Linked DNA regions of Homo sapiens: region 2 is linked to region 1. The links are chromatin loops, found by intact Hi-C in ENCODE. Cell type or tissue: K562. All regions are shown on one strand. Each heading gives the region's core, and the rest is flanking DNA. Links, peaks and the distances in the headings are about the cores only.

Region 1 (10,189 bases), core at 1,184-9,183:
TGTCTTCCCAGGGCCTAGAACCGTTCCTAGGCACCTAGTAGGTGCTCAGTAAATTACATGTGGAAACAGGAAATTGCCAAGCTTGACCGTTTGGCGCCCCCGTGTGGCCGCCGCTGACCCCCGCGTGTCCGTCCGCTCTCCCCAGGCCGGGAAGCTGGAGCCACGGCTGGTGCTGGACCAGCTTCGCTGCAACGGGGTCCTGGAGGGCATCCGCATCTGTCGCCAGGGCTTCCCCAACCGCATCCTCTTCCAGGAGTTCCGGCAGCGGTGAGCTAGAGCGAGGGCCCAGGCCCGGCGGAGGGGCTGGGTGGGACCCGGGTCTGGAAGCCGACACACCTGCATTCAGGTCTCCACCCACTCTTGTTCCTTCTGCGCTGGGGAAGTTGAGGCAGATTACTCACTTTGCTGAGCCTCAGTTTACTCGTCTGTGTATGGGAGAACAATAGCCCACTTGATGCACTCCTGAGAGAAAGCACACAGAGTCTATGGGGATCTGGGGTACATTGCTGCTGCTGTTTAGGGCAGTAGGCCCCAAACTATGAACGTGAAATCACTGCATGGTGTTACAAATCTGCATGTCTTTAAAAATGAAGTAGAAGGCGGGGCGCGGTGGCTCACGCCTGTAATCCCAGCACTTTGGGAGGCCGAGGCAGACAGATCACCTGAGGTCGGAAGTTCGAGACCAGCCTGACCAACGTGGAGAAACCCCATCTCTACTAAAAATACAAAATTAGCCGGGTGTGGTAGCACATGCCTGTAATCCCAGCTACTCGGGAGGCTGAGGCAGGAGAATCACTTGAACCGGGAAGGGGGAGGTTGCAGTGAGCCGAGATTGCGCCATTGCACTCCAGCCTGGGCAACAAGAGCAAAACTCTGTCTCAAAAAAATAAATAAGTAAATAAAGAAGTAGAATAGGACAGAATAGAAAATACCAAGGCCTAATGAGCAAGTAATACAGCAAATGTAACAAAAATGATGCTTCACACAAGCTGTGTAGAGCAGCACCGTCCCTTAGAAGTAGAATGGGAAGCCTTGTACACAATTGAACATTTTCTAATAGCTACACTTTTACAAGTGAAAAAAATGAAATTAATTTTAACAAGATATTTTACTAAAGCCAATACATCCAAAATACTGGCCAATACTGGCTGGGCACTGTGGCTCATGCCTGTAACCCCAGCACTTTGGGAGGCCGAGGCGGGTGGATCACTTCAGGTCAGGAGTTCAAGACAGCCTGGCCATCATGGAGAAACCCCATCTCTACTAAAAATACAAAAATTAGCTGGGCATGGTGGCACATGCCTGAATCCCAGCTACCTGGTAGGCTGAGGCAAGAGAATCGCTTGAACCTGGGAGGCGGAGGTCGCAGTGAGGCAAGATCTGACCACTGCACTCCAGCCTGGGCGACAGAGCGAGACTCTGTCTCAAAAAACAAACAAAACAAAAAACTGAAACAGTCGATCATTGTCGATGTTGCTGTCCTTGGTGGTGGCGTGAATGCTCAGATGTGAGTTTTGTGACTGTCCTTGTTATTGTCACTGTTGTTCCTGCTGTGTGTCACTCTGAGCCCAGTGCCTGGCCCGCAGCAGGCACTAGGTGAGCGTTTGCTGTAACTCTCTCCTCCCCACCCCTCCCTGCTCATTGCAGATACGAGATCCTGACACCCAATGCCATCCCCAAGGGCTTCATGGATGGGAAGCAGGCCTGTGAAAAGATGGTGAGTGGGGCAGAGCCTGGAATGCGTGTGTGCGTGTGTGTGTGTGCGTGCATGAGTGTGCGTGCATGTGTGTGTGCATGCATATGTGTGCATGCGTGTGTGTGCAAGTGTGTGTGCATGCACGTGTGTGCGTGTGTGTGTGCATGCATATGTGTGCATGCGTGTGTGTGCATGTGTGTGTGTGCATGCGTTTGTGTGCAGGGGCCCAGGTGGTCGGGGAGTGGGGCTGGGATCTCCCCTTCATTGACCTTCCTCATTACCTCTCCCTATCACCGCCCCCACCCCCGCTTCCTCATCATCCCCTATCACCCCCCTCCCCGTCACCCCATCACCCCCTCCCCATCACCACTCCCCCATCGCCCCCTCCCTATAACTCTTCTCCCCTATCACCCTCCTCCACATCACCCCCTCCCCCATCACCCCCTCTCCCCAATCACCACCCCCTCCCAATCACTGCCCCTCCTCACCACCCCCCCATCATCCCCTGCCCCATCACCCCCTTCCTATAACTCCCCTCCCCTATCACTCTTCACATCACCCCCTCCCCTATCACTCTCCTCATCACCCCCTCCCCATCACTTCTCCCCCATCACCTCCCTCCCCCATCACCCCCTCCCCCATTACCCCCTCTCCCCAATCACCACCCCTTCCCTATCACTCCCCCTCCTCGCCACCCCCTCCCCCATTACTCCCCCTCCTCACCACCCCCACTCCCCCATCACCCCCTCTCCGTCATCACCCCTCTCCCACCCCTCACAGATCCAGGCGCTGGAACTGGACCCCAACCTCTACCGCGTGGGACAGAGCAAGATCTTCTTCCGGGCTGGGGTCCTGGCCCAGCTGGAAGAGGAGCGAGACCTGAAGGTCACCGACATCATCGTCTCCTTCCAGGCAGCTGCCCGGGGATACCTGGCTCGCAGGTGGGCAGCCACGCTGTCTCCCGGGGTCCTGTTGGCCGAGACTGGGTCAGGGAGGGGTTGACCAGATGGCTCTAGGTGTCAGGGCCTCCAGGATGGGTGCAGGGCTGAGGAGCAGGTGGATGGAGGTGCCGGGTGTCCAGGCTTCTTGGTTCTGCAGTCCCTGAGGGGCCCTGTGGGCAGGGCAGGCCCTGTTCAGAGTAAGACTGGCAACACAGAGGCTGGACTTAGCCGCAGGGTGACCAGCTGTCCTAGTGGGCCTGGGTCTGGGTTTCCCAGGGTGCAGGACTTCCAGTGCTAAAACAGAGAAAGCCCGGGGCAACCCAGGTCAAGCTGTCCGCTCTCCCTGGCCAGTCCCTCGAGGGGCTCCAGTCTGGAGGTGAGACTTCCATGGGCATAGAGTCCCAGTCCCGGGTGAGACCTGCTTTGATGGGGGCCATAGAGGTGCAGCAAGGAGGCCCTGCTGCAGGCCATGACTCCCCCAGGCCACACCGGACAAGCAGGTGGATGAAGGAAAATGGGAAAGGTGATCAGGGCAGGAGCAAGCTTGTGCAAAGACCCAACGATGCAAGATCCTGGCACGCTTCAGGAATACAGGGAGTTTGCGGGAGAGTCTCCTTCCTCCTTAGAAGTGGCTCAGAGAGGCCGGGCACGGTGGCTCACACCTGTAATCCCAGCACATTGGGAGGCCAAGGCGGGCGGATCACTTGAGGTCAGGAGTTCGAGACAAGCCTGGCCAACATGGTGAAACCCCATCTCTACTAAAAATACAAAAATTAGCCGTAATCCCAGCTACTCAGGAGGCCAAGGCAGGAGAATGGCTTGAACTCGGGAAGCAGAGACTGCAGTGAGCCAAGATCATGTCACTGCACTCCAGCCTGGGTGGCAGAGTGAGACTCTGTATCAAAAAAAAAAAAAAAGCTGAAAGAATAGAGTGGCAGGAAAGGATGGCCCAAACACCAGGCTGAGTGGGGCCTTGTCCAGAGGAGCTAGGGAGCCATGGAGGGCTGTGAGCAGGGGAGGGGTGGGTCAGCTCTGGGTGTAGAAAGACTCTCTGGAGGCGTGTTGGGATGGGCTGATAGGAGAGGCTGGAGAAGGAGGCCAGGCAGAGGATCCAGGCAAGGGAGGGTGGGGCCTGAACTGCGGCTGGGGCTTTGGGACTGGGCAGAGAGAGTCGGGAGCAGGGGGACGAACGGCCAGAACACAGTGAGATCTCAAAGTAATAAGAGTGCCTGCACACAGTAGGCATTTTATGATGGCTGACTAAGTGAAAGGAGCTTGGCTTGGTCAGGCATGGTGGCCCACCCCTGTAATCTCAGCACTTTGGGAGGCCGAGGTGAGTAGATCACTTGAGGTGGGGAGTTGGAGAGCAGCCCGGCCAACATGGCAAAACCCCATCTCTACTAAAAATACAAAAATTAGCCGAGTGTTGTGGCACGCACCTGTAATCCTAGCTACTTGGGAGGTGAGGCAGGAGAATTGCTTGAACCTGGGAGGTGGAGGTTGCAGTGAGCCCAGATCATGCCATTGCACTCCAGCCTAGGCAACAGAGCAAGACTCTGTCTCAGAAAAACAAACAAACAAACAAAGAAAATAAATAAGAAAGGAGCTTGGCTCTCTTGCTAAGGGGATGGCGCCTGGAGGCTCCCACTCTGCCCCTCACCCATTTCCCCACCCAGGGCCTTCCAGAAGCGCCAGCAGCAGCAGAGCGCCCTGAGGGTGATGCAGCGGAACTGCGCGGCCTACCTCAAGCTGAGACACTGGCAGTGGTGGCGGCTGTTTACCAAGGTGAGGGCAGCCTGGGGAGGTGGCCCCAGTAGGGAGAGGATAGGGCCTTGGGGCTTGGTCTGCTTGACAAGTGACTTCCTCCATGTGGGCCTCAGTTTTCTGCATCACTAAAATGGGGCCAGTCGGCCCAGGCTTTGCTAGCTGGGATTCTTTAGTTAGCAAGCAACAAGAAAAATCTGACTCGAACCAACATGGATCAAAGATTCAAGACAATGTGGGCTGCACCTGGATCCAGGGGTCCCCAAGACTTCTGTTCAAGGATTTGCTGGAAGGACTCACAGAACTTAGAAAAGCTGCTGTACTCACAGCTACAGTTTATCACAATACAAAGATACAGATTGAAAACAGCAAAGGTGCTGGGTGCTGTGGCTCACACCTGTAATCCCAGCAGTGTGAGAGGCCGAGGCGGGCGGATCACTTGAGATCAGGAGTTCGAGACCAGCCTGGCCAATATGGGGAAATCCTGTCTCTACTAAAGATACAAAAATTAGCTGGGCATGGTGGCAGGTGCCTGTAGTCCCAGCTACTTGGGAGGCTGAGGCAGGAGAATCACTCAAACCTAGGAGGTGGAGGTTGCAGTGAGCCAAGATAGTGTCACTACATGTAGCCTGGGCAATACAGCAAAACTCTGTCTCAAAAAAAAAAAAAAAAAAAAAGAGCAAAGGTTAAAAAAAAAAAAAAAGTACATAAGTGTCTCGGAGAGACCAAGCATGAGCCTACAGCTGCTCTCTCCCAGTGAAGTTCTGTGGACAACACTTAGCTGTTCCCAGCAATGAAGTATGATAATATGCACGGAGTATTGCCAACCAGGGAAGCTCACCTGAGCCTTGATGTCCAGCGTTTTTCCTGGGGCTGGTCACACAGGCATGGACAAGGTCACACACATGGTGACCTCAGTTACTCAGTCTCCAGCCCCTCCAGAGTCAAACTGATGCCATGTGGCCCAGGGCCCCCACCACAGATCCCATCGTTAGCATAGACTATCCAGGGTGGCCCAAGGCCCCAGGTAAACCAAGACACTCTTATCAGATGGGACATTCTAAGGACTTAGAGGTAACCTCCCAGGAGCCCATCAAGGGCCAGACTTTTCTTAGGAATGTGTGGGGTTTGGACAACCCAGGTCTGCTGAGTTAACCCTTTACTGCACAAGGGTCCAAACAGTGACGTCAGTATGCAGTGTTCTGCGTCTCCCGCTTGGCTTTCCTCCGTGATGATCACCAACAGAGGCTTTCCACACAGGGGCCACCAGCAGATGGAGTCTTGCCCCTAACAACCTTGGCCAGCCTGGTCTCTCTTATCATAGAGCTCCAGCCAGATTCCCAGGTTTCATGCTCATTGGCCCAGCTGGAGTCATGTGACCATCCCAGAGCCAGTTAGTAGGGATCAGATGAGCCAGGCTGGCATCACATGCCTACCCAAAGCAGAGGGTGCCAAGCCAGGTCGCCATGCACCATGGAGCTCAGGGACTAGGTGTTCCCCCAGGGGGAAATTGGAAAGGAATGAGAAGGATGGAGGTTTTGGGGGCAGTAATGTAATTCTGAATACGATGTCTGAGAGATCAGCCTGCATTCCCTTGGTCAGTGTTAACTGAGCACCTACTATGTGCCCAGAACTTTTATAGAGGCTGGGGTAAATGGTGATTAAAAAGAGACAAGGTCCTGCCACCATGGAGCTCACAGTCTGGGACAAGAGTTGCTGCACTGCGGCCTGTGGGCCAGATGGCTGTTTTTGCAAAAGCCCTTTCGTTAGCATGGTGTCTGCAGCTGCATCTGAGCTACAGCAGCTGAGTGGAGTAGGTAAACAGCCAGAAGCTGAGGTTAGGGGCTCACACCTGTAATCCCAGCACTTCGGGAGGCCAAGGCAGGAGCATCACTTGAGCCCAAGAGTTCAAGACCAGCCTGGGCAACAAAGTGAGACCCTCATCTCTACAAAAAAAAAAAAAACAAAAACAAAAACTGGGTGTAGTGGTGCACACCTGTAGTCCCAGCTACTTGGGACGAAGGATTGCTTAAGCCCAGGAGTATGAGGCTACAGTAAGCCATGATCGCATCACTGCACTACAGCTTGGGTGACAAGAGTGAGACCCTGTCTTGAAAAAATAAATCAAAATTAAAAACTGGCCAGGCACGGAGGCGTATGCCTGTAATCCCAGCAGTTTGGGAGGCTGAGGCAGGTGGATCACTTCAGGTCAGGGGTTTGAGCCCAGCCTGGCCAATATGATGGAACCCTGTCACTACTAAAAATACAAAAATTAGCTGGATGTGGTGTCAGGCACCTGTAATCCCAGCTACTCAGGAGGCTGAGGCAGGTGAATCGCTTGAACTTGGAAGGTGAAGGTTGCAGTGAGCCAAGATCGCACCACTGCACTCCAGCCTGGGTGACAGAGTGAGACTCTGTCTCAAAATAAATAAATAAATAAAAATAAAAATTAATAATAAATAAAAAACAGCCAGGGTGGCCTGTAAAATCTCAAATATTTCCTGCCTGGCCCTTGAAGAAAAAGTTTGCCTACCTTAGGTGTTGGGGGTTGGGGTCAAGTAGGATTTGATTGGCATCATTTGAGAAATGTGAATGATACCTGCGAAAGATGCAAGGAGTCGGGGCAGAAAAGGAGAGAATAGAAGGGATACAGAATTGGGTGGAGAGGAAAAGAATCAAGTAGACTTGTGTAGAACGGAGTAGAATATGATTGAACAGAAATTATCAGAGCAGATCTCACTTAGCAAGGGCGACGAGGTTTTGTGAAATTTTTGTTTCAGTTCTGTGTGTACCTCTGTCACTGCAGCCTGAATCATGCCATGTAAAGCTCATCTCTCACTAAGGACCTTGGACTAACAGGCTTAAGAAACACTGGCCTTTGGCCAGGCATGGTGGCTCATGCCTATATCCCAACACTTTGGGAGGCTGAGGTGGGTGGATTACTTGAGGCCGGGAGTTGGAGACCAGCCTGGCCAACATAGCGAAACCCTCTCTACTGAAAGCACAAAAATTAGCCGGACGTGGTGGCATACGCCTGTAATCCCAGCTACTCGGGAGGCTGAGGCAGGAGAATCGCTTGAACCTGGGAGGCAGAGGTTGCAGTGAGCCGAGATCCCACCACTGCACTCCAGCCTGGGCGAGAGAGCAAGACTCTGTCGAAAGGAAGGAAGGAAGGGAGGAAAAAAGGAAGGAAGGAAGGACTGTTCCACAGAATAGCAGCAGCCACAGTACACAGTGTCTCTTGGATGTGGAAGGATCCTTTAGCCAGAGAGATTAGATAGATCAATAGTGTATTTAGTGGTGCTTGCCTGTACCTGTCAGTGTTCTAGGCCTGTGACCAGGGACTGTTGCCAAGGCGGGGACACACAGCTAATAGGTGGAGGAGAAGGGATTTGAACCCAGAAACTCAAACCCCACTAAGAGTGTGAGGTCTTGGCGCCTGAAGTCAGCCATTCCACCCCTTTCACCTCCACCTAGGTGAAGCCACTGCTGCAGGTGACGCGGCAGGATGAGGTGCTGCAGGCACGGGCCCAGGAGCTGCAGAAAGTGCAGGAGCTACAGCAGCAGAGCGCCCGCGAAGTTGGGGAGCTCCAGGGCCGAGTGGCACAGGTGAGGGGGCGGGGGCAGGGCGTGGGGGCGTGTCTTCGGGGTGGGGCTGTGTCGCATGGGTGGAGCCAGGTGTGAGGGGCGGGGCTTCCGGCTGAGCCAGCCTGTGCCCAGGCAGGGCTGTCGGGAGGATGGGAGCAAAGCTAAGGTGTACTGAGGCCGGGCGGGGATTGGGGCTGTTTAGTTTGGTTGAGTCGTGACGTACAGGGAGCAGGGCCCTGGGGGTGTAGCCAGGGTATGGGCCGGGTAGGGGTGGGGTGGGAGAGTCCTGCAGAGCCAGAATGGAGCTGGGCTGTAGGATCTGGGGGCAGGGGCCTCAGCTGTGGCCGGGCTATGGTATGCAGGTGGCGAACTTATAACTGTTTCCAGTATTTCAGCTATCTTAAAATAATGCTAGAACATTTGGGAGGCTGACGCGGGCAGATCACCTGAGGTCAGGAGTTCAAGACCACTCTGGCCAACATGGTGAAACCCCGTCTCTACTAAAAATGCAAAAATTAGCCGGGTGTGATGGCGCACGCCTGTAATCCCAGCTACTCTGGGAGGTGGAGGTTGCAGTGAGCCGAGATGGCGCCACCGCACTCCAGCCTGGTCGGCAGAGTGAGACTCTGTCTCAAAAATAATAATAATAATAATAATAATGCTAGAACAAACCCCTTCTTGAGCATTTTTCTGTTTGCCTTTTCTGCATTATTTCCTGTGGTTACATTTTAGGTATGAAATGTATTAAATGAAATGTGAGGTAGTAGAAAGACCCCTCGGGGGTTATTTGAAGGATGGACTGGAAGGGGAAAGGCTAGAGTCTGGGAGGCTGGGGAGGAGGCTGGAGAGAGACAGGTGAGAGAAGGAAAGACCTGAGCCTGTTGGGGCTGTAGGGACAGAGAGGAGGGGCCAGAGAGAGCAGGGGTGCAGACTGATGGCTGTGAGAGGTGAGGGAGGGCATCCCCAGGATTCTGACTTAGTGATTAGGGGGATGTGGGCTCATCCTGAGATGGGGACCTGAGGGGGAGGAGGTGGGGACACCGTGTCCTCCTGCCCCTCAGTCCTGCCCTGGAGAACTTAAAGGCCAAAGCAAGTTACAAGGCAGTAGGCACCCAGTGCAGGTTGCCCTGGGAGCACTGCCTGCTGACCACTAACCTCCCACACACTCCCCAGCTGGAAGAGGAGCGCGCCCGCCTGGCAGAGCAATTGCGAGCAGAGGCAGAACTGTGTGCAGAGGCCGAGGAGACGCGGGGGAGGCTGGCAGCCCGCAAGCAGGAGCTGGAGCTGGTGGTGTCAGAGCTGGAGGCTCGCGTGGGCGAGGAGGAGGAGTGCAGCCGTCAAATGCAAACCGAGAAGAAGAGGCTGCAGCAGCACATACAGGTCTGGCCCCTTGCATGCCCACCAGGCCACCCTCCAGACCCCTCTGTCTACACCATCCACCTTTGCTTCTACAAACCGTGTGTCTTTGGGCCATGAATTTGTAGAAAACTCAGTTCTAAGTGAATTTGCAAAAAGAATACATTTTTGATTCAGATCGCGGGAGACCTTAAAATGTGTGAGCTTCACCTATGGATGGATCCAGGCATCCAAGTGATATGTTCAGCTTCAGGCCTGGCTGGATCCAGGTGTCTGAGTGATTTCCTCAGCTTCAGGCATGGCTGGATGCAGGAATCCAAGTGATATCCTCAGCTTCAGGCATGGCTGGATCCAGGCGCCTAAGTGATGTCCTCAGCTTCAGGCATGGCTGGATCCAGGCATCCAAGTGATATCCTCAGCTTCAGGCATGGCTGGATCCAGGTGCCCAAGTGATGTCCTTAGCTTCAGGCATGGCTGGATCCAGGCATTCAGGCAATGTTCTCAGTACTCCCCCTCTCTCCGTCTCCTGGCTGCATTCACGGGCAGGCTGCCCTCATGGTTCCCCTTCAAAATCTAGTGTGTATTTTACACTACAGCACATCTCAATTCAGATGCTAAATTTTCATTGGAAATACTTGATCTGTATTTCTATTTCATAATTTCTGCAGTTTATAAAAACTAGATTCACATGGCCAAGTTGTTCCAAACATGCTTAAAAGCTTTTCAGTGATTGGGTGTCTGGTTTTAAATTTAAAATAAATAAAATTAAATAAGACAGAAAATTTAGTTCATCAGTCCACATCAGCCACATTTCAAAAGCTCAGTAATGTTTTTTTGTTTTTTG
Region 2 (10,189 bases), core at 761-8,760, 98 kb before region 1:
TCCCAGTCTACTCCATCTTAGTAAATAGATGTGTCATGATTCTAATTGCTCAATTCAAAATCCTTGGTGCTTTGACGCCTTTTTCTTTTCCTTTTTCTTTTTTTTTTTTTTTGAGACGTAGTTTTGCTCTTGTTGCCCAGGCTGGAGTGCAATGGCGCAATCTCAGCTCACCGCAACCTCCGCCTCCTGGGTTCAAGCAATTCTCCTGCCTCAGCCTCCTGAGTAGCTGGGATTACAGGAGTGCCACCATAGCTGGCTAATTTTGTATTTTTAGTAGAGACAGGGTTTCTCCATGTTGGTCAGGCTGGTCTTGAACTCCCAACCTCAGGTGACCCACCGTCCTCAGCCTCCCAAAGTGCTGGGATTACAGGCGTGAGCCACTGTGCCCGGCTGACGCCTTTCTTTTTTTTATATCCCTGTGCAATTCGTCAGCATGACTGGCAACAAATCCTGTTTGTTCAATATTCAAAATACCCATTCCCTCCCCTTAACTCTAAGATCTCATCTTCCATAGAGACAATGTCGCCGTCTCACTCCACTCTGGCCTTCTTGGATGTTCTGTGACTATGCCAAACATAGTCCCATCTCAGGGATTCCACCAGCTGTTCTTTCTGCCTGCACCCTTCTACCCCTAGACCCCCTCATGGCTGCTTCCCTCTCCCCTTCAGGTCTTTTCTCACATGCTCCTTTTTAAGGGACATCTTTTTTGGATGCCCTACTTTAAGCTGCAATCCCCACCCCTACTCACAGCACTTGCTATTCCGTGGTCCCTGCTTTATTTTTTTCCTCCTTAGCATCTCCCTCCATTTGACATATTTTATCGGGCAATAAAGGATTAACTGAGCAGGCCTGGGTTGTCCCAATCCTGCACATCCCCCGCTCCCCCCCAAAAAAATTTGGCTCTTGCCTGGCTCACAGAAGGTAACCTCTATTTCCTTGGAATATCCTGCCTGTTAAGAGTATCTTGGTTTGGCCAGGCATGGTGGCTTACGCCTATAATCCCAGCACTTTGGGAGGCCTAGGCGGGCAGATCACTTGAGGTCAGAAGTTTGAGAACAGCCTGGCCAACATGGTGAAACCTCGTCTCTACTAAAAATACAAAAATTAGCCGGGCATGGTGGTGGGTGCCTGTAATCCCAGCTACTCGGGAGGCTGAGGCAGGAAAATCGCTTGAACCCGGCAGGCGGAAGCTCCAGTGAGCAGAGATTGTGGCACTGCACTCGAGCCTGGGTGACAGGGCGAGACCGTCTCAAAAAATAAAAATAAATAAATAAATAAAAGAGTATCTTGGTTTATGACCAGGTGCAGTGGCTCACACCTGTAATCCCAGCACTTTGGGAGGCTGAGACACAAGGATTTATTGAGGCCAGAAGTTTGAGACCAGCCTGGGCAATATAATGAGACCCAGTCTCTACAAAAAATTAAAAAGTAGAAAATTAGCCAGGTGTGGTGGCACATGCCTGTGGTCCCAGCTACTTGGGAGGCTGAGGCGGCAGGATCGCTGGAGCCCTGGAGGTCGAGGCTGCAGTGAGCTGTGATGGCGCTACTGCACTCCAGCCGGAGCGACAGTGAGGCTCTGTCTCTTAAAAAAGAAAAAAAAAAGGCTACATTGCATGCGTGTTTGCTCTTATTTTTATATTCAAGGGAGGTGGGGCAGACCGGCGGAAAGAAGAGGGGTGCTGGAGAAGGCGTTCCCTCGTCTCTCCTACCTTTCAGAGAGTTACCCATTAAGTGCTGCGTTTGGTTCTTGACAAAGGACGCCACAAGGTCCAGTTGATTTGTCTCTGGGGGGAGAAGGGAGAGGACACTCCAGTGAGCCCCCCAGAGAGCCAAGTGACCTCACCCCCTCCAGGCCTGGCCCCGACCCCTCTTGGGGGCGTGGTCTCCGGCATCCCTCGCCCAGCCCCGCTGCCCAATTTCTCCCAACACGCACCCACTTTCCCCACAAACACGTTCAGCGCGTAGTCCCGGAAGAAAGGCCCCTCCATGCCCATCAGCACGGCCCCGGCGCGCGCCTGCAGCTGCTCCAACTGGAAGCGACTGGGGATGAGGGCGGAGCGCAGGTGACCCAGGGCCTCCAGCACCAAGGGGTCGCACTGCAGGCAGCCCCAGCCTCCGGGGGCGCCCAAGCCCGAGAGCAGCAGAAGGGTCAAAGCCAGAGGCATGGCGGGGCCTTTGTGACGTCACAGAGAGAACCCGGCCCGCCCCGCCTCCCAGGCGAGGGCGCGGTCAGGAGGCCCAGGGAGCATCACGGTGTTACAGGCACGTGTTCGCTGAGCACCTGCTATGTGCCAGGCATGGTTCTAGAACCTAGAGAGAAAGTCAAGAAAAACAGAAAGCCTCTGCTCAACCCCTCTTGGAACTTACTAATTCCTCTTAAATTTATTCATTCAACACATATTGTTTTATTTTATTTATTTATTTATTTTTTCCCGAGATGGAGTCTCAACTCTGTCACCCAGGCTGGCGTGCAGTGGTGTGATCTCGGTTAACTGCAACCTCCGCCTCCCGGGTTCAAGTGATTCTCCTGCCTCAGCCTCCCAAGTAGCTGGGACTACAGGCGTGCGCCACCACGTCCGGCTAATTTTTTATTTTTAGTAGAGACGGGGTTTCATCATGTTGGCCAGGCTGGTCTCAAACTCCTGACCTCAGGTGATCTGCCCGCCTCGGCCTCCCAAAGTGCTGGGATTATAGGTGTGAGTCACCACGCCCGGCCCACATATTGTTTTTTTTTTTTTTTTTTTTTTTTTTTTTTGAGACAGAGTCTTGCTCTGTCACCCAGGCTGGAGTGCAGTGAGGCGATCCCGGGTCACGGCAAGCTCTACCTCCCAGGTTCAACCTATTTTTGTGCCTCAGCCAACCGAGTAGCTGGGGTTACCATGCCACCACACCCAGATAATTTATATATATATATATATATATATATATATATATATATATATAGAGAGAGAGAGAGAGAGAGAGAGAGAGAGAGAGAGAGAGAGAGAGAGAGATGGAGTCTCACTCTGTGTCACAGGCTGGAGCTCAGTGGTGCGATCTCAGCTCACTGCAATCTTTGCCTCCCAGGTTCAAGAGATTCTCCTACCTCAGCCTCCTGTGTAGCTGGGATTACAGGCACGCACCACCACACCCAGCTGATTTGTGTATTTTTAGTAGAAACGGGTTTTCACCCTGTTGTTCAGGCTGGTCTGGAACTCCTGACCTCAAGTAATTCACCCGCCTCAGCCTCCCAAAGTGCTGGGATTACAGGCCACTGCGTTCAACCTTACATGCAACACATATTTATTTATTGAACACCTACTATGTGCCAGGTGCTGTTCAAGGCCCCCAGAGCTAGAGCTGAGAAAAACAAGAGGTTCTTGTGCTTGCAGTACTTAAATTAATTAACTCAACAAATATTTATTGAGCACCTACTATGTGCCAGGCTCCAGAGATAGACTGACATAAGACGAACACAATCTCTGCTCATAGAGTTCAGGCTAGCAGGGATGGGAGGGAGTGGCAGGAAGAGAAACGTAAAACCTGGTACACAGATGAGTAACTGAAATACTGACAAACTGCATTACCTGCTGGGAAGCAAATACACAGTGTGATACAGTTAAGAGAGTTCCCTGAGGCCAGGAGGTAGGGTCTGGTTCCCTGCTGTTGTCCAGCGCCTAGCGTGTACTAGTTGTTCAACAGATATTTAGCAAATCAATGAATCCACAAGGGAGGGTATACTGAGGGAAGGGCACTTTGTTTTTCCCTGCAATTTTCATCTTGAAAGTTTTAAAATCTGGAGAACAGTTGCAAGGATGACCCAATAAACACTCAGATATGACTTCACATTTTGCATTCGCTGTATCTCTCTATATATGTAGATGAATTTAATATCAATTAAATCATAGAAATTCAACTAAAAGACATTATAATAGTATACACAGAGATATAGCAAATGTCAAAATAATATGATATATTAATATATAGTTAAATATTAATTCAGAGAGATTAAATTAATTAAGACTAAATATTACTACGTTGAGGGAGAGAGGAGGAGAGAGAGGCAGAGTAGGAGAGGGCAGTTGTCTTATTAATAGTTTAGGTTCTACAACAAAACTCCATAGACTGGGTGGCTTATAAACAACAGAATTTATTTCTTCCAGCTCTGGAGGCTGGAAATCCAAGAGCAGAGCACCAGCAAGGTCAGGTTCTGGTGGAGCTCTCTTCTTGTATCCTCACATGGCAAAAAGAGGGTGAGAGGACTCTTTGGGTTCCCTTTTTTATTTTTTAATTTTTGAGATGGGGTCTTGCTCTTGTCACCCAGGCTGGAGTGCAGTGGCACGATCTCAGCTCACTGCAACCTCCACTTCCCAGGTTCAAGCGATTCTCCTGCTTCAGCCTCCTGAGTAGCTGGGACTACAGGCGTGTGCCACCACGCCCGGCTAATTTCTGAATTTTTAGTAGAGATGGGGTTTTGCCATGTTGGCCAGGCTGGTCTCAAACTCCCGACCTCAAGTGATCCGCAACCCCCCTCGGCCTCAAAAAGTGCTGGGATTACAAAGTGTGAGATCAGGCCACAAGGAGGTGCTCACACCCAAGTGAAATTCTCTCTGCTCCCGGACTGAGAGTCAGGCCTTGCCACCCACGCCTACCTTTCTTAGGATCACCCAGTTGTCTACCTAATGCCGTGCTGGCCATAATTTGAGAAATCAACCTGAGATATTAACGTGTGCGTCCTTTTCCTCATCCCCTATTACCATCTGCCTTTCAGGCAGGGAGTCAAGGGGCTGTTGTTTGACTGAAGAAGGGGTGGCCAGAATGGGATGGGAAGGCCACTCATTCCTCAGCTTCAAGCCCCAAACCCTCAGGCCTGGGTGTGAGGCAGGAAGGCTTGGGATGCAGAACCGGTTTTGTTTATCGGGTTCAGCCATGCTAATTTGGTAAAACATAAGTTAGATGAACTATCATCAGATTTCACACCCCAGCAAAAGTGGCTGAGGAAGTTCCCACACTCGCTCTCCAGGCGCACAGACGTCCATCACTGTGTTGTTGACGGCACTGGGAGGCAAAGGCAAGCTGGGTGTCCTCACTGGGGAGGTGGGTCGCCTGTGGTACAGGACCCTGCAAGCAGCTAGAAGAACAGATGAGCCTGTCCACACCATGCCATGAATGGATCCAAGTGAAAACAGCAAAGAGCAAAACAAAGCAAGCAAACAAACAAAAAACCCACAGTGAAACCTACAACTCAATACCATTGACATAATTTTTTTTTTTTTTTTTTTTTCTGGAGTCAAGGTTCTCCCTCTGTCGCTCAAGCTGGAGTGCAGTGGCACGATCTCGGCTCATTGCAGCCTCAACCTCCTGGGCTCAAGTGATCGTCCTGCCTCAGGCTCCCACACAGAATAGAAAAAAAATACCCGGGTATGGTGGCATGCGCCTGTAGTCCTAGCTACTTGGGAGACTTAAGTGGGAGGATCGCCTAAACCTGGGAAATCGAGGCTGAAGCGAGCCATGATCTCGCGACTGCACTCCAGCCTGGGGCAGAGAGCAAGACCCTGTTTCAAGAAATAAAAAGGAAAAGAAAAGGATGATATGTTTGTTCGTTTGTTTATTTTGAGACAGAGTTTTTCTCTGTCGCCCAGGCTGGAGTGCAGTGGCACGATCTCGACTCACTGTAATCTCTGCCTCCTGGGTTCAAGCGATTCTCCTGCTTCAGCCTCCCGAGTAGCTGGCACTACAGGTGTGCACAACCACACCGGCTAACTTTTGTATTTTTTTTTTTTTTGAGACCGAGTCTCACTCTGTCACCCAGGCTGCAGTGCAACGACATGGTCTCAGCTCACTGCAACCTCTGCCTCCCGGGTTCAAGCGATTCTCTTGCCTCAGCGTCCTGAGTAGCTGGGACTACAAGCGCGCGCCACCACACACAGCTAATTTTTGTATTTTTAGTGGAGATGGGGTTTAACTGTGTTGGCCAGGCTGTTCTTGAACTCCTGACCTCGTGATCCACCCACCCCGGCCTCCCAAAGTGCTGGGATTACAGGCGTGAGCCACTGCGCCAGGCCAATTCTTGTATTTTTAGTAGAGGCGGGGTTTCACCATGTTGGCCAGGCTGTTCTCAAACTCCTGGCTTCAAGTGATCTGCCACCTTGCCTCCCAAAGTGCTGGGATTACAGTCGTGAGCCACCACGCCCAGCTGAAAAGGACTATATGTTTTATGCTCATCTGAGTTTGTGACTGTTCAAAGCTGTGCCTGCTGCTCTCATATTTCCAGAGGGTTTGGGGGGCTTTGTGAATCTCATGAAGTAATGTACATACCCATGTGTGTATTGCCAGAATGAAGGCATGCCTTATCTCATTTCGTCCACACGAAATTTGGCTGATGTGGATGCGGAGGCAGAGCAGGGACAGTCTACTCGTGTGAGGTCACGCAGGTAGAGACAGAGACAGATGTGGGGCCAGGCAGGCAGCCAGAGGTCCCCAGGCTGCAAAGCCCTGCTGAGTGACACTAATGGCCTGATGTGGCGATGGTGTGCAGCAGGCGGAAAAGAATGTCTGGGAAATGGTTACAGGGATTTGGCTTCAAGCCTAGCGGAGGCGGGGAATTAGAGGAGGTGGTTCCAGCGTAGCGGGGTGGGGTGAGGGGCGTTTTCTCATCATCCACTTCCCATGTCCAGCCCCCTCCCTAGTACACATTGTGTGGCTACAAAAACGGTGACCTGTTCTCATGCACAGCTGTGGGAGGGCAGACAGGGACAGCCACGTTGGAAAACCGTCAGGCTCTATGCAGGCTGGCCACGTGCGCATCCCTTCCTCCACATGCACACACGGGAAATGGGTGCACACACCCGCCAGGGGCACGCAGACACGAATCCCCTTGGCAGCGTCCTTTGTAAGGAACTCAAGGTGGAGACGGCCCAAATATCCGTCAACGGGAAGACTCGCTAGATAAACCCACTGTGGCGTGTTCCTCGGATGGAATCCCGCACGGCAGTGGGATGATGATCTAGCTGCCCGCAAACCTCTCTGGGCCATCGTTCAAACATGATGTTGAGCAAAAGCAGAAACAAAGGACGACGTGATCTGCAATTCCTTTTTTATTTTTATTTTTTGACAGAGTCTCGCGCTGTCCCCCAGGCTGGAGTGTAGTGGTGCGATCTCCGCTCACTGCAAGTGATCCGCCTCCCGGGTTCAAGCGATTCTTCCGCCTCAGCCTCCCCAGTAGCTGGGACTACAGGCGCCCGCCACCACGCCCGGCTAATTTTTTGCATTTTTAGTAGAGACGGAGTTTCACTGTGTTAGCCAGGATGGTCTCGATCTCCTGACCTCGTGATCTGCTTGCCTCGGCCTCCCAAAGTGCTGGGATTACAGGCGTGAGCCACCGTGCCCGGCCAATCTGCAATTCCGTTGATGGAAAGTTCAGAACAGGCAAAGGCACGGGATGGAGCCACAGCTGCACGCTCATCTGACCTGCGGTCCCTGTAAGGACAGTGATGATGGGAAAGTGAGGAGAGAGGTTTTCTCTGCAGGGACAAGGGGGCTCCAACTGGGCCACCTTCTGAGGGGCCTCACTGCAACCTCTGCCTCCCAGGTTCAAGTGATTCTCCTGCCTCAGCCTCCTGAGTAGCTGGGACTACAGGCATGTGCCACCACACCTGGCTAATTTTTGTATTTTTAGTAGAGACGAGGTTTTACCATGTTGGCCAGCATGGTCTCGATCTCTTGATCTGATGATACGCCTGCCTCGGCCTCCCAAAGTGTTGGGATTACAGGCGTGAGTCACCACGCCTGGCCTACAGCCTCCTTTTTTAAGGCTGAATAATATTCCATTGTATGGATGGGCCACATTGCGTGCATTCATTCATCAGTCGATAGATACGTCAGTTGCTTGCACATTGTGTTCTGCATTCTTTTCTGGATGTGTGTTATATTTCACACACACAAAAACTTTAAAATAACATGCTTTGTTATTTGCATGGCCTGGGATTGAATGGCAGGCACCCCAAGGCAGAGGCGGGGCCCGTGACCTGCCCCGTGGGGCACTTCTCACCTAGTTCAGTGACTCTCACACCCACGGGTGGGGCACGGTCACACCCACAGTTCCTCTCATTCCATCACCAGCACTGAGGGGTGACATGGGCTCTGCTCACACACTGGGCCTGGAGGCTGCCCCTCAGGCCAGAGTCCCCACACCCTCCCGAGGCCCAGGGGTTCTCTGTACACTGCCTGTCTCCACTGCCTGCTCTCTGGACAGGAAACTGGGGTGTGAGGTGACCACAGGCTGTCTGCCCCCAGCCAATCCTAACTGTCCCTCTTGTTCCTCAAACTCTATCACTCGCTCCTTTTTCTCTTATGCCTCCCTTTCTGCCTCTTTCTCTCTCTCTCTAGGTCTCTGTCTCCTCCCTGGGTCTCTGTCTCTCTCTCTCTCTCTCTCTCTCTCTGGGTCTCTGTACTCCCCTGTCTCTGGGTCTCTGTCCCCTCCCCCTTCTGGGTCTCTGTTCCTCTCTCTCTCTCTGAGTCTCTGTCCCCCTCTCTTTGGGTCTCTGTACCAACTCTCTCTGGGTCTCTGTACCACCTCTCTCTGGGTCTCTGCCCTCACAGTCTCTCTGGGTCTCTTTTTTTTCCTCTCTCTCTCTCTCTGTCCCTCTTTCTCTGGGTCTCTGTCCCTATCTCTCTGGGTGTTTGTCCCCTTCCTCTCTGAGTCTCTATCCCCTTTCTCTGGGTCTCTGTCCCCCCAACCCTCTGGGTCTCTGTCCCTCTCTGTCTGGGTCTCTGTCCCCCCCTCTCTCTCTGGGTCTCTATCCCTCTCTCTCTGAGTCTCTGTCCCCCTCTCTCTGGTTCTCTGTCCCCCTCTCTCTCTCTGGGTCTCTATCCCTCTCTCTCTGAGTCTCTGTCCCCCTCTCTCTGGTTCTCTGTCCCCCTCTCTCTGGGTCTCTATCCCCTGTCTCCTATCTCTGCCCCTCTCCCTGTGTCTCAGTGCTTTGTCTCCTTTTTCCTGTCTTGCTCCTCCCTCCCTCCCTCCCTCTGTCTGTCCCTCCCTCCCTCCCTTCATTTCTTCCTTCCTTCCCTCCCTCCCTCTCTCCCTCCCTTCTTTCCCTCCCTCCCTCCCTTCTCTCCTCCCTTCCTTCCTTTCCTCTTGCCTGCCTGCCTTTCAGACTCTGTTTGAGAACCCCATGTTCTGTGTGACATTGGGCAGGAGGCTTCCTCTCTTTGTCCCTCAGTTTCCTCACTGCACCATGGCACTCACTGGGCTGACCTGAAACTGAAGGGAATCACTGTGTGTCCTGGACACCTGGTATTAGTGGACGCTGAACCAAACCCACGGCCCACATGGGTTGAGAGTGTGGACTCTGTGCCAGGCCACATGCCAAGGCCTAGCGCCTCCTTTCATCCTCACGGTGTGCTGTAAGGGAAGCAATGGCATTGTCCCCATCTACAGATGAGGATGATGAGGTTGTACAACTTGCCCCAAATCGGACAGTGAGTAGGAGGCAGGGCGAGAACTTGAACTCGGGCTGCCCGGCCTCAGAGCCTGTGCTCTAACCCTACGCTGTGAGGGTTTCATATTGGCTGTTACGTGTATCGGTAATCGGGATTTCCCAACGTCAGCGCTACTGACGTTTGGGGCTGGATGATCCGTCCTTGTAGGCCCCGACCTGTGCACGGTATAGGATGTGGGCAGCATCTCTGGCCTTTACTCACTAAATGCCAGCAGCACCCGCACTCCCAGCTGTGACAACCATAGATGTCCGTAGATAATGCCAAAAGTCCCCCACCTGTGAATCACTGTATTCAACACAGTGTGCAGGATCAAGAATACACGGTACTGGCCGGGCGCGTGGCTCACGCCTGTAATCCCAGCACTTTGGGAGGCTGAGGCGGGCGGATCACGAGGTCAGGAGATCGAGACCATCCTGGCTAACAAGGTGAAACTCCGTCTCTACTAAAAATACAAAAAAAAAAAAAAAAAAATAGCCGTGTGTGGTGGCGGGCGCGTGTAGTCCCAGCTACTCGGGAGGCTGAGGCAGGAGAATGGTGTAAACCCGGGATCGCGCCACAGTACTCCAGCCAGGGGGACAGAGCAAGACTCCATCTCAAAAAAAAACAACAAAAAACAAACAAACAAAAAATACATAGGCCAGCGAGGACTCAACCAAAATAAAAAAATCTGAAGTCCTTTGGGCTTCAGAAAACACCATCCAGAAAGTGA

Evidence for each region. Peaks named below come from ENCODE experiments on the same cell type or tissue, not always from the same donor. Only the 100,000 strongest peaks of a DNase experiment are listed, where the experiment ranks them.
Region 2: it touches region 1 in a loop (4-fold over the local background); 9 of 110 quality-filtered maps call a loop at or near these places.

What each region holds. Positions count from the first base shown.
Region 1 is chr19:50,258,999-50,269,187 of GRCh38, forward strand. MYH14 (myosin heavy chain 14) reads left to right here. Exons shown (of 43, transcript NM_001145809.2): 19 at 146-267; 20 at 1,648-1,717; 21 at 2,477-2,637; 22 at 4,314-4,422; 23 at 7,879-8,010; 24 at 9,163-9,369. Among named protein-coding and RNA genes, the nearest start is that of MYH14, 60 kb to the left of the region's middle. In K562, for the core only: a CTCF peak has its summit at 5,669 (motif pointing right); DNase peaks (open chromatin) are centred at 5,723 and 8,053.
Region 2 is chr19:50,161,030-50,171,218 of GRCh38, forward strand. It overlaps IZUMO2 (IZUMO family member 2), which reads right to left and starts at 2,252. Exons shown (of 7, transcript NM_152358.3): 1 at 1,934-2,252; 2 at 1,710-1,784. The coding sequence starts at 2,165. It overlaps LOC124904746 (a long non-coding RNA gene), which reads right to left. Exons shown (of 3, transcript XR_007067298.1): 3 at 7,059-7,458. In K562, for the core only: a CTCF peak has its summit at 4,560 (motif pointing right); DNase peaks (open chromatin) are centred at 2,212 and 4,602; H3K27me3 peaks cover 2,661 bases.